Linked DNA regions of Mus musculus: region 1 is linked to region 2. A link is a loop called in an ENCODE intact Hi-C map of the cell type or tissue named here. Cell type or tissue: left cerebral cortex. All regions are shown on one strand. Each heading gives the region's core, and the rest is flanking DNA. Links, peaks and the distances in the headings are about the cores only.

Region 1 (4,400 bases), core at 101-4,100, 210 kb after region 2:
GGCCCAAAGATTTATTATTATAAATAAGTACACTGTAGCTGTCTTCAGACACACCAGAAGAGGGCATCAGATCTCATTACGGGTGGTTGTGAGCCACCATGTGGTTGCTGGGATTTGAACTCAGGACCTTCGGAGGAGCAGTCAGTGCTCTTAACTGCTGAGCCATCTCACCTATTTTCTTAATAGGACTCCAGAAAATAAGCCAAGGGACAACACCAACAACAATAGGCCAGGCCTTCCCCCATAAATCATGAATTTAAAAATGCCTTACAAGCCCAGTGATGGTGGCTCCATACCTTTGGGAGGCAGAGGCTGGCAGATCTCTCAGTTCAAGGACAGCTTGGTCTACAAAGTGAGTTTCTTTTCTTTTTTTAAAAAATATTTATTTATTCATTTATTATTTGTAAGTACACTGTAGCTGTCTTCAGACACTCCAGAAGAGGGCATCAGATCTCATTACGGATGGTTGTGAGTCACCATGTGGTTGCTGGGATTTGAACTCAGGACCTTTGGAAGTGCAGTTGGTGCTCATAAACGCTGAGCCATCTCACCAGCCCCAAAGTGAGTTTCAAAACAGCCAAAGGTACAGAGGGAAACCCTGTCTCAAAAAAAGAAAAAGAAAAGAAAAAGAAAAAGGAAAAGACAAGAAAAGAAAAGAAAAGAAAAGAAAAGAAAAGAAAAGAAAAGAAAAGAAAAGAAAAAGAGGGGAAAAGAAAAGAAAGGCTTTTACCTTGCCTACTGCCCCTATCATCTTTTTAAATTTTTTCTTTAATTTATTTTAGGTATATCATGTGGTTGCTGGGAATTTGAATTCAGGAGCTCTGCTCACTCCAGTCAGCCCCACTAACTCCGGCCTAAAGATTTACTTATTATTCTATCTAAGTACACTGTAGTTGTCTTCAGACACACCAGAAGAGGGCGTCAGATCTCATTACAGATGGTTGTAAGCCACGATGTGGTTTTTGGGATTTGAACTCAGGACCTTCAGTTAAGACTGACTGCTCTTAACTGCTGAGCCATCTCTCCACCCCGAGCTACTGCCCCTATCTTATAGAAACATTTTCACAATTAAGGCTCCCTCCTCTGTGATGACTATAGCTTGTGTCAAATTGGCATAAAACTGGTCAGTACAAAAATCATGTTATGCTGGTAAAATAAACAGATTTTTTTTCTTTTTTATTAAAAAATAGATTTTTTTCATACAATATATTCTGATTATGTTTTTCCCTCCTTCAACTCCTCCCAGATTCTCCCTACCTCCCAAACCACTCAAATTCACTACCTTTCTTTTTCTCATTAGAAAATAAATAGGCATTCTTTAAATCCAGCAAACAAACAAATAAACCAAAATAGAACAAATCGAACTAACTGGGAAAAAATAAGTAGCAAGGAAGATATACAAGAAACACATACAGGGGCCTGGCAAGATGGCTCAACAGGTGAGATCACTGACTGCTCTTCTGAAAGTCCTGAGTTTAATTCCCAACAACCACATGGTGGCTCACAGCCATCCATAAAGAGATCTGATGCCCTCTTCTGGAGTGTCTGAAGACAGCTACAGTATACTTATTTATAATAATAAATAAATCTTTGGGACTGAGCGAGCAGGGTTGACTAGAGTGAGCAGAGGTCCTAAATTCAATTCCCAACAACCACATGAAGGCTCACAACCATCTGTACAGCCACAATGTACTCATATACATAAAAAAAAAAGAAAAAGAAGCAAAGAAACACATACAGTCATAGAGACATACACATTTGCTTACACAGAAATCCTACAAAAACACAATACTGGGAAACATAAAAAAAAAGGGGGGGTGCTGGAGAGATGGCTCAGTGGTTAAAAGCACCGACTGCTATTCCGAAGGTCCTGAGTTCAAATCCCAGCAACCACATGGTGGCTCACAACCATCCGTAATGTAATGAGATCTGATGCCCTCTTCTGGTGCATCTGAAGACAGCTACAGTGTACTTACATATAATAAATAAAGTAAAATAAAATAAATCTTAAAAAAAAGAAAAGACCTGCAAGGTAGGAAAATGCCCAAAGCATTATGAGACAAAAGAAAACAAAAAAACCTCCAAAAGCTCAAATGCCACTGCATTTAGTTTGTGTTGACCATCTACAGATGGGTGTAACACCTGGCCTTGAATGTGGTTTGTATCGCCAGTAAGGCTCCATTTGATAAACCTAATTTTTTTTGAGGGATTATCTATTGGAAATAGCCTCTGGGTTAGGAATGGGGTTTGTGCCCACATCTTCTCTTGGCACTGGGACCCTGTCTGGCTTAGACTTGTGCAGGCTCTATGAGTATAGCAGAATGTCACAAGGAGTCATTTTGTTGCTAAGTTCCTGTTCCATCAGTAGAAGTATTCGGGTTTCCCCTAGGTCTGTGGACTATCTAGGCTCAGGTTCTTGGCCACCTGAGTAGTATTAGACACAGGTCCCATGGGGTATTGTTTTAAAAATACTCATGATTCTATTGCTGACTCCTCTTAGGAGTTGTTTTTGTTAGGCCTAAAACCCAGGACAAATCGCTAACAGGTGCTCATTAACATATTAAAGTGGACCCGGCCTCAAGTTCTCCCAGCATCCCTCAGTCTCTACCTGTTACAAGATATGGCTGGAATACTTGAACCCTACCTTAAACTTCCCCAGCCCAGGGGCTGGGCTACCCTTCTCCCAGCTGCCCTTGCCTATACAATTCAACCATTTTGATTACCTGGCCTTTTTGTCTACCCTTTGCCTTTCCTGGTCGTTTGGTCTGGCTCCCCTCTCCTCTCCCCTCTCTCCTCTCACATGGCCTGACTTAATCTGGTTATCTGCACTCTGGACCATTCCCAGATGTCCCTGCCTCTGGCTGTGCCCTCCCTTTTATCTGCAATAAACTCTCTCCTCCTCTATATCTAGGAGCAGGCATGACCTCTCCTTTTTTGTTTCTTCCTTTCTTTCATTGTTGTCTTCCCAAGTTAAGGTTCTTCAATATAGAAAAGCAGATCAAAGCTAGGCAGGGTGGTGCACGCCTTTAATCCCAGCACTCAGGAGGCAGAGGCATCCGGATCTCTGAGTTTGAGGCCAGCCTGGTCCACAGAGCAAGTTCCAGGACAGCTAGGCCTATGTGTAGAAACCCTATCTCAGAGAGAGAGAGAGAGAGAGAGAGAGAGGAAGAAAGGCAGAACAAAATTCAGGATACCTCCTTCACAGTGCCTAATAACTCAACATAACTATATGGGTGAATGTGACTGGGGAAAACTATTAGTTCAAAAGAGACATTTGCCCATTCCCAGGTTAAATTTGTGTAAATAGAATGGTATCTAGGCAAATACTTCACAAATTAGAGAATTTATAATAAAGCATCCGAAACTTGACAATGGCTTTATTGTTAAATATGCTTTCATACTGGGGGGAGTAGTTCTTTGCTATAGTCAATCAAGGATTTTACTCTGTGCCACTCTAACATTGATGACAATAATTTAACCAAACCTCTTATAGTCATCAAAGAGTTCTCCCTCTTGGTGCATGCCTAAAGTCTCTGCTATAAAGTATTAGCTACAATTTCCATTTACAATAAGGAGGACTGAATTTGGAGAGATGGTTCAATTGGTAATGAGCTATTGCTGCTCTTGCAGAGGAACCAGTACCCAAAACATGGCTAGCATACTGATCTCCTGGGTACCAGGCATGGAATTGGTGCACATACATACATGTAGACAAAATGCTTATACATGGAAAAACTCAAAATTAAAAAACCTTCAAGAAAGGGAGACTTTACTCTGGAGCCAAACCCAAGTCTTTGTGGCCTGTGAGTTCAGAGAGATTTAGGTTCCCCAAATTCTATGTACCAATGTGGTAGTAGTTTCATGAAGTTTTTAGCTGTAATTCAACAAAGGAAGTCATAAATCAACACTTTTCAGTTGAAAAATGTCATACAAGTCAGTACGATTTGATGGGAACATCAGATAGGTGGGTTCAAACCCAGCAAAGTAGGCAAACCTCTGCTATGGGCCCCAGATGCTGTCCAATGACATTCTTAGATTTGGACTTGGTGGATGCTACTGGTTCGTTAAGTTACTGTATCCCAAAAAGTTTCACATAATAGTCACATGGAGGACTTAATGGTCTCACAAATATGAGTTCATTTGCAGGGGTGGGCAATGAGTGGCTATTGAGGGAAATAATAATGGCCAGTAATAACTTGGCTTTATCCTGCATCATTCCAGCTGTTCCATATCACTGAAGTTCTAGTCAGTCCACCATACTTTGATAGCTGTAGTTTCTTTCTGGCAACTTTCATTCATATTGCAATGGACATGATTTCATTCTTCTTTGTTGTTAAATAAAATTCCATGGGACTGGAGAGAATGGCTCAGTGATTAAGAGCCCTGACTGCTTTTCCAGA
Region 2 (4,400 bases), core at 72-4,071:
GTGGTTAGGTGTAAGTATTTGCATCTGTCTCAGTCAGCTGTTGGTAGGGCCTCTCAGAGGATGCAATGCTAGGCTCCTGTCTGTGAGCACACCATAGCATCAGTAATAGCCTCAAGCCTTGGCCTCTCCTTATGAGGTGGATCCCCAGTTGGTCCTGTCCCTCAGTCTCTTCTCCATTTTTGTCCCTGCAGTTCTTTTAGACAGGAACACTGCTTGGTCAGAAATTTTGACTGAGGGTTGGTAACACAATCCCTCCTCTTGAGGCCCTGTCTATCTACTGGAGGTGGACTCTTCAAGTTCCCTCTCCCCACTGTTGAGCATTTCATCTAAGATCACTAACATTCCCATTGAGTCCTGACTCCCAGGTCTCTGGTACTTTCTAAATTGTTTCCCCACCTTGTGAGGCTGCATATTTCGATTCATTCTGCCAGCCCTCTGGGCTTCTCTCCTGCCCCGACCGGTGCTCCCACACACACACACCACTACCAGTACCTGATCCTGTTTCCCTTTCCCCTCCCCTCCTCTCTCTTGCCCAAATCCTCCCTCTGCCTCCTGTGAATATTTTCTTCCCCCTACTAAGTGGGATTAAAGCCCCCACTTGGTGTTTCTGCTTGTTAAACTTCTTAAATTCTGAGGTTTGTAGCCTACATATTCTGTACTTTTTGGCTAATATCCATTTATTAGTGAGTACATACCATGTATGTCCTTTTGGGTCTGAGTTACCTCACTCAAGATATTTTCTAGTTCCATCCATTTGCCTGTGAATTACATGATATCCTAGTTCTTAATAGCTGGATAGTATTCCTTTGTGTAAATGAAACACGTTTTCTGTATCCATTCTTTTGAGGAACATCTAGGTTGTTTTCAGCTTGTGGCTATTACAAATAAGGTCCCTATGAACATAATGGAACATGATGTGTCCCTGTGGTATGCTGGAGCATCTTTTGGTTATACGCCCAGTAGTGGTATAGCTGAGTCTTCAGATAGAACTATTTCCAATTTTCTGGAGAACCACAAGATTGATTTCCAGAGTGGTAGTACTAGTTTGCAATCCCACCAGCAATGGAGGAGTGTTCCTCTTTCTCCACATCCTTGTCAGCATCTGCTGAGTTTTTTGATCTTAGCCATTCTGACTGATGTAAGGTGGAATTGCGGGTCATTTTGATTTGCATTTCTCTGATTACTAAGGACTTGGAACATTTCTTTAAGTGCTTCTCAGCAATTTGAGATTCTTCTGTTATTTTAATTAGGTTATTTGGTTTTTTTGGAGGATAGCTTCTTGAGTTCTTTATATATTTTGGATGTTAGCATATTTTAAATGTTGATCTCTACTATCTGTAATATGAGGATTTTTGAAGTGTATTTTGTGTATATTAATTGCAGAATACATTTATGATGTTTCATTATGGTATTACATACATGTATATAAGATCTTTGACAGTTTTGAGCCACAATACTTCATCCTTCCAAAGAGGAAGGATCTGTCCCCCCTTTGTGTTTCCTAACACCCTTCTTTTATTTTTAGGATTATTTTAGGCTCCTTGTTTGAAGGAAAGCATGCAATCAAGACTTATTTTGGTTGATATGGGGAGGATTTATTTTTATTTTTATTGGTTATGTTATTTATTTACATTTCAAATGTTATCCCCATTCCCGGTTTCCTTTCCCCGCCCCCCACTTCTATGAGGGAGTTCCCCTACCCATCCACCCATTCCTGCCTCCCTGCCCTAGCATTCCCCTACACTGGGGTATAGAGCCTTCATATGTCCAAGGGCCTATGGGGAGAATTTTTAAGGAAGAGTTTATTGATAGAATGAAAGTGATTGAGTGAACCCAGCAGATGCTTGAAACATTTAGAAAGCTACTGAAATTTAATTGGTTAAAAACAATGATGAAGTCTCAAATGAAAGTGTTCACAATGGGGAAATGGGTAAACACTTAGAAGGTGGGATTGATTGAGCCTACATAGCAAAATTTTGTTAGGAATGTATAGAATAAAAGGTGACTTTGGATTTCTATTCTGGGTTACTGGGTAGGTTAATATAGGAGGAAGAACAAGAGTCAGTCAAGATTATCAAGTCTGTTGTGACACTTAAGCTAAACTCAAAAGAAAGTTTGGTTTGGTTTGGTTTGGTTTGACTGTTTCCTTGAGACAAGGCCTCATTAAATAAACAAGTTTAGCTTGAAATTTGCTACGTAGTCTAAACTACTGAGCAGTTTATAATTCTCCTGCCCTATCCTCCTGAATGCACAGATTACGGGTATGCAGACTACGGGAATGCCTCAAGTACTGGCATTCTGACCAAAGAAAATAAATCTCGTATTCAAGAAACCTAATATCTGCCTGTGGTGTGACTAACTTTAGGCACTTTCTTACTATGTGCATACAATTCTGATTCATCTTTAAAATGAGAATAGATGATCTCCAAATGTCACCCCAACACTATATTGGGCATGGGCAGACCAAGTACTGTTTTTTTTTTTTGTTTTTTTTTTTTTCCTGGTCTGAAGTAGATTATACCAGAGAACAGCAGAGGGCGTCCTTATATAAAAGGTAGACTAGGAATTTAAGGAGCAGTTGGAAGGAATACCATTTTCAGAATTTAATGGGCCTTTACAATTATTTTGTTTGTTTCTATGCTGTTTTTAATAAACACAATAAATTTACATTTGGTATTTTGAGACATTGTTTGTTGATAATTGTGTGATATGAAACAGACCTAGATCATCCCACTTTGCAGTTGAAAAAAGCAAGTTAGGAGAAGTTAGCTATTAGTCTAGGCTCATGAAGCAGGTTCAACGCAGGTCACTTCATGGACACTAGATAAGTAAGAGCAATTATGAGAGCATAGCGGGGCACTGGAACAAGCCCCTAAGGTGAAACTGAGCTTCCACATTCCTAATGTCTCAAAATGCAGTCTACTGGATTTTGCGTGCAGAAACCTAGAAACAGTGACCACAAGACCATATTACAACAGGCCTTTAGCTACTATAGTCTATGAAGGTTTGAGGCTGTTAGAAATCATACTGGCTCTGTTGATGATCCCCAGATGTAGCTGAGGCTAAGAGTTAGCTAGAAGGATCATATGTAACGGCTGTGTGAGAGTGGAACTATCAAGCAGTGAAAAGACATGGAGACCCACTTGCCTCTGGGGGTATGCCTTGGAGGGGATTGGTGTAGGAAGCTGGTTCCTTCTCTTGAAGATCTCCTAGGAAAAGAAGGTCCTAGCTCAGCTAGAATGGACCTCTTTTCAGAAATGAGGAAAGAGAGATTACTGTGGAAGACCAATGGCAGGCAATTCTAATCTTTCTCTGGTTTTAAAAAAAGAAAATAAATAGGAAACTACTTTTTTAAGGGAAGTGGTATATAGAAAATAAAACTCAGCAGGAAGAGGGACAAAAAATTGCAAGGGTTTTTTGTTGTTGTTTGTTTTTGTTGTTGTTGTTGTTGTTTGTTAATTTTTGGAGAGTTCATAAGTTTAGTAGATTTCAAAGATGTTTTACCAAATCAAATTAGTCTCTTTAGTACTGACAGGCAGATGCCATTATCTGTAGAGTAAAATGTCTAATAAGAGGCTAGTAACACTAAGAATTGTTATTTCAGAATGGCCCTTAAGAAAACTGAATTTTCTTTGAAAGCTAGTCTTACACAAACTGAAAAATGAACCTCTAGATCCTGCCCATAAAACAAAACAAACAAACAGAACAAAGCAGAACATGATGTTCTCATGATACTGAAACAAAACTGATGCAGATGAAATTAGCTGGGGTCTACTTTTTCTACAGTTGGGCTTCTATAATGGAGAAATGGTCTTTAAAGGCATCTGTGAACATGATATAAAATATTTATTTTTAATCCTGTGTGTAAGTATGTGTATAGTGCTCAGTAAGGCCATAAGGTAGCAATGGATCCGGGAAACTGGAGTTACAGGTGCTTGTGAGCTGCCTGTGTGGGACTTAGGAACTGAACTTGGGTCCCATGCAAGAGTAACAAGCCATCTCAACCACTGAAATTTTTCCCTAGGCTTGAGAATCTTATATCTTATGTTCTCTATATGATTGTTATATATGAATGGATAGCCATAACTTGATTTGGGAATTTGACAGTTCAATATATCATCATCCAACAACATCTGTCCCAACACCTGGAATAAATGGGACCTGTGGGATCCAGGGATTCCTGAACACCACCTAGCCAGAGGCACAGGTTCTTTCCAGTCTGTGTCAGTGCCCTGAGCAGACCTTGATGGAGAACTCTGAAACCAGTCCCACAAAACCCAAAGGAAGCACCACTTCTGGGTGCTCTAACAAACTCAGGATCATAGGATCAGATATGCCCTGAGCAGACCTTGGGTTATAACTCTGAAGCCAGCCACACAACAACCAGATGAAGCTCCACT

What was found. A loop is a pair of places that touch in the nucleus more often than their neighbours do. Peaks named below come from ENCODE experiments on the same cell type or tissue, not always from the same donor. Only the 100,000 strongest peaks of a DNase experiment are listed, where the experiment ranks them.
Region 1: a loop joins it to region 2, with 8 times the contacts of the local background. A loop is called at or near these places in 7 of 42 quality-filtered maps.

What each region holds. Positions count from the first base shown.
Region 1 is chrX:144,293,148-144,297,547 of GRCm38, forward strand. No RefSeq gene overlaps it. Among named protein-coding and RNA genes, the nearest start is that of Mir680-2, 2.4 kb to the right of the region's middle. In left cerebral cortex, for the core only: no CTCF peak of the experiment used is centred there; no DNase peak of the experiment used is centred there.
Region 2 is chrX:144,078,821-144,083,220 of GRCm38, forward strand. No RefSeq gene overlaps it. Among named protein-coding and RNA genes, the nearest start is that of A730046J19Rik, 73 kb to the right of the region's middle. In left cerebral cortex, for the core only: a CTCF peak has its summit at 2,550 (motif pointing right); a DNase peak (open chromatin) is centred at 2,529.